Linked DNA regions of Homo sapiens: region 1 is linked to region 2. A link is a contact called in ENCODE Hi-C or POLR2A ChIA-PET data. All regions are on one chromosome and are shown on one strand. Each heading gives the region's core, a stretch centred on a gene start or an enhancer-like site at or near the end of the contact. The rest is flanking DNA. Distances are from core to core; before and after follow the strand shown. Region 1 holds the start of TRIM29 (tripartite motif containing 29). Region 2 overlaps NECTIN1 (nectin cell adhesion molecule 1).

The links. Hi-C counts contacts between places; a loop is a spot of excess contacts on that map. ChIA-PET counts read pairs that join two places held with the same protein, here RNA polymerase II (POLR2A). Pooled maps may share reads with other maps.
Region 1: POLR2A ChIA-PET joins it to region 2 with 10 read pairs in MCF 10A. The contact joins the promoter of TRIM29 here to the enhancer-like site in region 2. A Hi-C loop is called at or near these places in 1 of 168 maps with a recorded cell type or tissue (PC-9) and 1 of 50 pooled maps. POLR2A ChIA-PET finds 5 or more read pairs at or near these places in 1 of 52 experiments (MCF 10A).

The regions. Positions count from the first base shown.
Region 1 is chr11:120,136,608-120,139,869 of GRCh38, forward strand. It overlaps TRIM29 (tripartite motif containing 29), which reads right to left and starts at 1,506. Exons shown (of 9, transcript NM_012101.4): 1 at 621-1,506. The coding sequence starts at 1,424. LOC105369529 (a long non-coding RNA gene) reads left to right here. Exons shown (of 3, transcript XR_948100.3): 2 at 1,740-1,830; 3 at 2,153-3,262.
Region 2 is chr11:119,690,507-119,693,610 of GRCh38, forward strand. All of the region lies in intron 1 of NECTIN1 (nectin cell adhesion molecule 1), which reads right to left. Among named protein-coding and RNA genes, the nearest start is that of NECTIN1-AS1, 18 kb to the right of the region's middle. RefSeq lists enhancers at 1,179-1,904, 1,905-2,631. Within about 2 kb of position 1,590, at least 4 of the 41 ENCODE cell types and tissues checked have a DNase peak (open chromatin) inside an H3K27ac peak, as active enhancers do.

The DNA of each region.
Region 1 (3,262 bases), core at 256-2,755, 450 kb after region 2:
AGACCAGCTGGGGATCAGCTAGAACAAGAAGCCACTGTACGACAATAAAAACTACAAAGACAGCAAGAAGGACCTTTCAGTGGGCCCCAAAATTCTCTCCTTCTAGTATCTTTCCTCACCCACAACCCATTCCCCAGGGGCCAGTCCGACTCAGGTTGGAGGAATTATCTCTTCTTCAAAGCAAAAAAAAAAAAAAATAAAAGAAGAAGAAGAGGAGGAAGAAGAGGAAGAGGGAGAAGGAGAAGAAGAAGAAAGAAACACCTCAGCCAGGCACAGAGCCCAGAAGTGAGGTCTATGCAGTTGGGTCATACTCTCTAACCTGACTCGAATTTATCCTATGACTTTGGTCAGGCCCTCAACCTTTTCTGAGTCTCCATCCGCTCATCTAGAAAATGTCCCTGTCTCCTGAGACCTTAGGGGATTGGGGAGCAACCTCTGATCCCCAGCTGGGATTAGGGGGGACAGGGGGCATGAGGGGAAATAAATGTTTTCTAAAAGAGCCAAGGACAGTAGAAACTTAAGCCCCAAACCCGAGGAAGCCCGAGTGGAGAAGATGAAGTTCGGAGGGGTGGGGTGAGAGAGGAGAGGCCTGGAGGGGCAGGAGGGGCCCCAGCACTTACCTCCTTCTCGGCCTTGGCCTCCTCCACTGTCACGGTGCTATGATTCTTGTGCTCCTGGAACATGCAAAGGTAGCAGATGCAGGTCTGGTCGGTCTGGCAGAAGAGCTCCATCGTCTTGCCATGCACGGGACACTTGCGGGCCTCAAAGTCCCGGATGGGCTCGAGCAGCTGGTGGTCTCGGAAGGCGGCGCCCTCCAGGTGGGGCTTGAGATGCAGCTCGCAGAAGGAGGCCTGGCACACCAGGCAGGACTTGACCGCCTTCTGCTTGTTGCCGATGCAGGAGTCGCACAGCACCTCCTCGGAGCCGGACTTGGACCGTGAAAAAAGGCCCGTGTCGGCCCGGGGGTAGCTGTTCCGCCGGGTCTCCCCGGGCTCCATGATGGACACCGTGGGCTTCCGGGACTCCGAGAAAATGGACTTGCGCAGCTCGCCCTTTTCGGCAAAGGTAACGGGTGGCTTCTTGGCAGCCCCCAGCTGGAGCCCTGCGTACGGCGACCTCTTGCCTTCCATAGAGTCCATGCTGAAGTAGTTGGAGTTCTTGTCGTCCCCGGACTCGACAAACTGGATGATGGGTCGCCGCCACTCATTGCCCGCGAACAGGGCGCTCCTACCTTCCCCTGGCTTCAGGGCGCTGCCCAGGCTCTTGCCCTCAGCTGCCTCCCCGCCGTGCCCGTTGGTGGTCTTGGCATCCTTGCCGTCAGCCTTGGTGCCATTCTCCAGGCTGCCACTGGGGCCCGACGGGCTCCGGGCATCCCTGGCTTCTGGGCTCGACCCGTTGCTCCTGGAGGCATCTGCAGCTTCCATCGCAGGGTGCTTGGCTGAGCTGTTTCAGGCTTGCTGGGGTTCAGGATAGGTGACCTTTCTGGCAGGCGTCTCGGCAGGGAGTGGGGCAGGCAACCACGAGGACTAGAGACACACCTGTGAGGAGGAGGAGGGGGAGGAGGCGGAGGAGGAGGAGGGGGAGGAGTGGAGGGGAGGAGCAACAGGCACAAGCCTGACACAGCGGCCCGGGAGAAGCAGGGAGCCCCGCAGCCAGCAGAGCAGATAATTGCACAGGAACCACGCCCTGCACATTCATCCCTAACCTGATTTTTAAAAGAAGTGTTTTTTCTCCCCCAGCTTATTTTCCACAACTCAGCAACCAGTTGGGCTGCTTCCCTCTGACGCACTTGCTTCTCATCCGGGGAGCGGGGAGTCTCCGTCTTCACAAGTGGGCAGGCTTCACTGAGCCCAGAGGCCCCTGGGGCAGAAGGTGAGGTGTCTGCAGAGGCCTACCAGACACAGGGCTGTTAACTGGGTCACACAAGCCAAATAGCCTTGTAATTTGCAGGCCTGAGTTTCAGAGGAAAGATTGTCCACCCTGGGACTGTATCGCTGCTTTTCACCTTAAGGGGGAAGGATGGGTTCCATTTGATTTGGCTACTGAGTATTGAACCCTACTTGCCAACCTCCAGGCACTTTCCTAGGTATTGCATATATTACGAGCTCATTCAGGCTTCCCTAAAACCTGTTCAATTACCCCTTTTTAACAGATGAGAAAACAGGCTTTAAGAAGATAACTCACTGGCCTAAGTCAAGTGGCCGAGCTGGGATTTGAACCCTAAGCCTTTGAGAAGCCAAAGTCCCTTCTTCAGCTGGGTGGTCATGGAGTCACCTGAATATCTCATCAGAAGATGGCTTCTGAGAGTCTGTCCTATCCCAATGGCCCCAACAAGATACATATAGACCTTAGATTATTGCTACCTGCGTGGATTCAAATGACCAAGGCACAACAATGAGGGGAATCCAAGCAATGCCAGCCCAGGTGGTTGGGTCCTCAGGGCCCAAACACTTGACTCTCACCTGTCTCCACACTTGGTCTGCTGTGTGACTCAGAAAACACCTGCCCATCCTCTCTGGGCCAGGCCACAGGCAATGCCCTCCAAAAAGAGGTCAGCAAAGTGTGAGATTCAGATAATCTCAGAAGTCACCTGTTCAAATATGACTATCATATAAATACAGACCTCAGGAAGAAAAGTGAGAAAAACAAACTTCATCCCCTTCCTCTCCGTGGCCCCTGCGGAACACCAGGACCCTTAGCTCTTGTAGGACATGCCCCCCAGCCACTTCTGGGCTCTGACCCATTGACCTGGTCCTAGGAAGCCTCCAAACCCCTAAGGAAAGGGCCGTGCCTCTCCAAGGCCAGGCTGGGCAGGGCAGAGCAGACAGTAGGTGAGGCTGGCGTGGCAGGTTCTGGGCTGTGTGGAGGGGAATGGGTTTCCCTTCCTTCCCCTCCAATCCATGTCAAGCTAGGAAGCCCCCGCCCCTTTGCCTCACCAGGCTGAGCAGCTAATCCTTTGCAAAAACAGCCCCTGGGAACAAGGGCAGAGACAAGCCCACCTCACAAAGCAGTTCACTTATGAGAGGATGTATGTGAGGTGGTGTTGGCGTGGGGAGTGCTGGCTTCATGACGGGGATTCTCCTCTTGCCTGAGGTCTCTGTCTGTGGGCCCCAAAGGAGCCCCCTCTTGTTTGAACTCACTGGTGAATTGGCTAAGAGCTTGTTGGGCCTTCTGGGGAGGGGGACACTTACTCAAAATGCCAGGCCCAATTTCTCTGGGCTCTTGCCTGAGGTACGGAGGGAGAAGGAGAGAAGGAAGTCCT
Region 2 (3,104 bases), core at 340-2,839:
TTTTCTCTTGACTTCTTCAGCTAGTGTGGCCTCAGGAGCCCCCACCAAAGGGTCTCCAGCAGCGCTGCCGGAGGTAGGCCAGGAGGGCAGGTCCCCCAGGCACCAGCAGATCAGGGCCTCAGGACTGCTGGGGTAAGAGGCAAAACCCCGGCCCTGTGTTCCCTTGGCTGATGAGAGAACCCAAACCCCACAGAGGGGAGACCAGCCCGTGCCCAGATGTTCAGGCTTATGTCTGAGTAGCATCTGGGTGGGGCCTGGGGTGGGGAGGGTCCCACATCACAGGATGCCACAGAGGTGGGGGAACTCGGGGACAGGGGCAGGGACTCTGAGTGGCCCTTCCATCACTGCAGAAGCCACTCACTTTTCACGCCGCCCCCCACCTCAACCTACCTTCCGGCTCAACTACCACCCCAACCCCGATTCTCTCCCCTGGCCAATGGTCCTGTGAAAATGGGCAGTTATCCTCCAAACATAAGCAATGGCCTTTTGTTCAACTAGTGCTGAGCCTCCCAAACTCATCCACCCTTTCTCAGGACACAGCCTGAGCTGGAATACCCCAACTCAATGTGCTTGCCCCAGTGTTAACCACCAAAAGCATTCTCCCCAACCACTCACAGAAACCCCAAGAGTAGCCCCCGCCCAGGTCTCAACATCAGTGCCAACCTAGACCACAACACAAACCCGGGTCATGACCCCAACTCTAGTGTTAACCTCTTCCTGGTTTAACCACAGAACGAAGCAAACTCCACGCATGGCCCTCAGTGCAGCAGCAGGCCTGAACTCAGCTCCTCTGGAGCTCCAGGTCTAAACCCAGCCCCAGCTTGGGGTCACCCTGGAGGGCAGGCAGCCACAGTTCACAGTTTTCTTTCCACCTGAGAGTCCCCCATCCTGAGGTGGGCGGGGAAAGTGGGATCTTCAAAAGGTTGTGACATGGGGTTTTGGGGAGAGGCCAGCTGAGCTGAAGGCTGCTCTGCGGGTGGTCTGCCTGCAGGGGGCACGGTGCTGCCCACTCTCTGCCTTGCTCTTGCCCCGCTACAGCAGGGCCTGTGGACACATCCAGGTCCCTGGGCTTTCCCTTTCCCCAGTGCCCAGAAGGCTGAAAGGGGCGGTGGGAAGGCAGAGGCTTCCTTGTTTTTCCTGGTGCTAATGTCAGCCTTGGCACTTAACTAGCAGTAGGACCTATGAACAAGTCTCATAACTTTCCCGAAACCCAGCCTTTTCACCTGTAAATGGGCCGGAGCACATCCACCTCATTTGGTTGGAGGGAGAGCTCCTGTATAAAATGACCTCCCCAGTCCCAGGAGTTTTCTGGGAGCCCTCCTGCCTGGCCTGCCCTGCTCCCAGCTCCCGGCTGTCATCCTCCCTTCCTCCCTCTTTCTCAGCAGCACTGAAATCATCACTTGGCAAAATGCTGAGGGGAGCACATCCCTCCTCTGCCGCGGCCTGTCTTCTTCCTGCCCCGCCGGGCAGGGGCATGTGGGGTGAGGGGCCTGAGAGGGAGAAGGTAGAAGCCCTGAGCCTGGCCGCATGTCCCCAGCCCCACCTGCTCCCTCCCAGCATCCCCAGTGGTGTCAGAGTTTCGAGAGTGGGGTCTTTCCCATGCTTCCCCGCCCGACCATCCCTCTGCCCAACACGAATCTATCAGGAGCCTCGCCCAGCCCCGCTTCCAGCTCAGACTTGTCGGGGTTTCAGGAGTCACTGGGTAGGGGTTGGCGTGCCAGGGCCTGCTCCGCACACTGCCTCACGGAGGAACCAGCACGTAGGCTCGGGGCTCGCGCCCAGCTGCGGATGCAGCTCAGCCTCGGTGGCCACCTGCTTCCCTTCCCTTCCCTCCTTCCATTCCCATGCTCTCTTGGCTCTGTGCAGAGGGGCCCCTGAAAGCCGAGAAGTGGCTTGTGGCAGTGATGTGTGTGTGTGTGTGTGTGGGTGGCGGGGGTGGGAAGTGGACCCCATGTTTGCCACCTGCCTCCTTTCGGCCACCCCAAGGTTGGGCCCATGCCCTTAGCAGCAGCAGAAGCTGGGGCTCAAGTGCTCCCCTCCTTCCCTCCCTGGGGGAGAAAGTACAAAAGGGTCAGGTTCCCTGCCAGGCCCCTCCCAAAGGATGGCAAGAACAGTTAACACATGTGCACTGCTGATCTGTGCCAGGCCTGGGGCTGGATATTTACATACATTAATTCACTTAATCCTTACAACACTCCAGGAGCGAGATTGTCCCCATCTTAGAGATGAGGAAACTCAGGGAGGTCAAGTCACCTGCCCACGGTCACACAGTCTGCAAGACTGATTCTGATCAGGGCAGTCTGTCTCCACAGGTGACGTTCTTCACCACACTCATAGCTCCACGGCCTCCCTCTCTCCCCTTCCTGGGGAAAAGAGCGGCCAGCACCCTCTGAACCAGACCTGGGTGAGCAGCCCCTGCCTGCTGGCAGTGCTGGCCTGAGGCTGACGATGGGGCTGCTGGGAGTGCCTTGTAGAGAGGGCAGGCACCATCCTCCCACCCCTGCCACTCCTCCTTCGTTCTGCGGGAGGCTGAGCTGACACCTCCACCTCCCCCAGGACTACAGGGGCTAGCAACCCCGGCAGCCCAGCACAAGGATATGACTGAAGACTCCAGACATGAAAAGCCCCCATTCTTCCCCTGTTCCTCTTGCCTCCTCGTCCCAGAGCTCAGAGACTTGACTTCCAGTCCAAACCCTGCCACTCTCGGGGTGTGTGTCTCTCTCTCTCTGCCCCTCAGCTCCTCCACCTGTGAAACCTGGAGGTGGCACCTGCACCCTTTGCCTCCTGGAGCTGTGGGGTGGTGAGGACCAAGTGAAAAAGGAATGCTGAGCACCTCTGAAAACTAAAGGGTGAATGACAGCTGCACGCATCAAGCACCTGTGATGTCATCCATTTACATGTAAAATCTCATTTAATCTTCACAACTACCCCGAGTGGGGAGTCCCCTCAGCCTCGGGCCAAGAGAGGAGAGTGACTGCCAAGCTCTGTCCTTTCCCAAGGCCCAGGAGTGGAAGGTGCTGTTATTCTTTTCCTCGTTTTTCACTCAGCCCCTCCCACTCTGGGCCATGACCACCATGAAGCCCAGGAAGTGGCAGCAGGTGCTC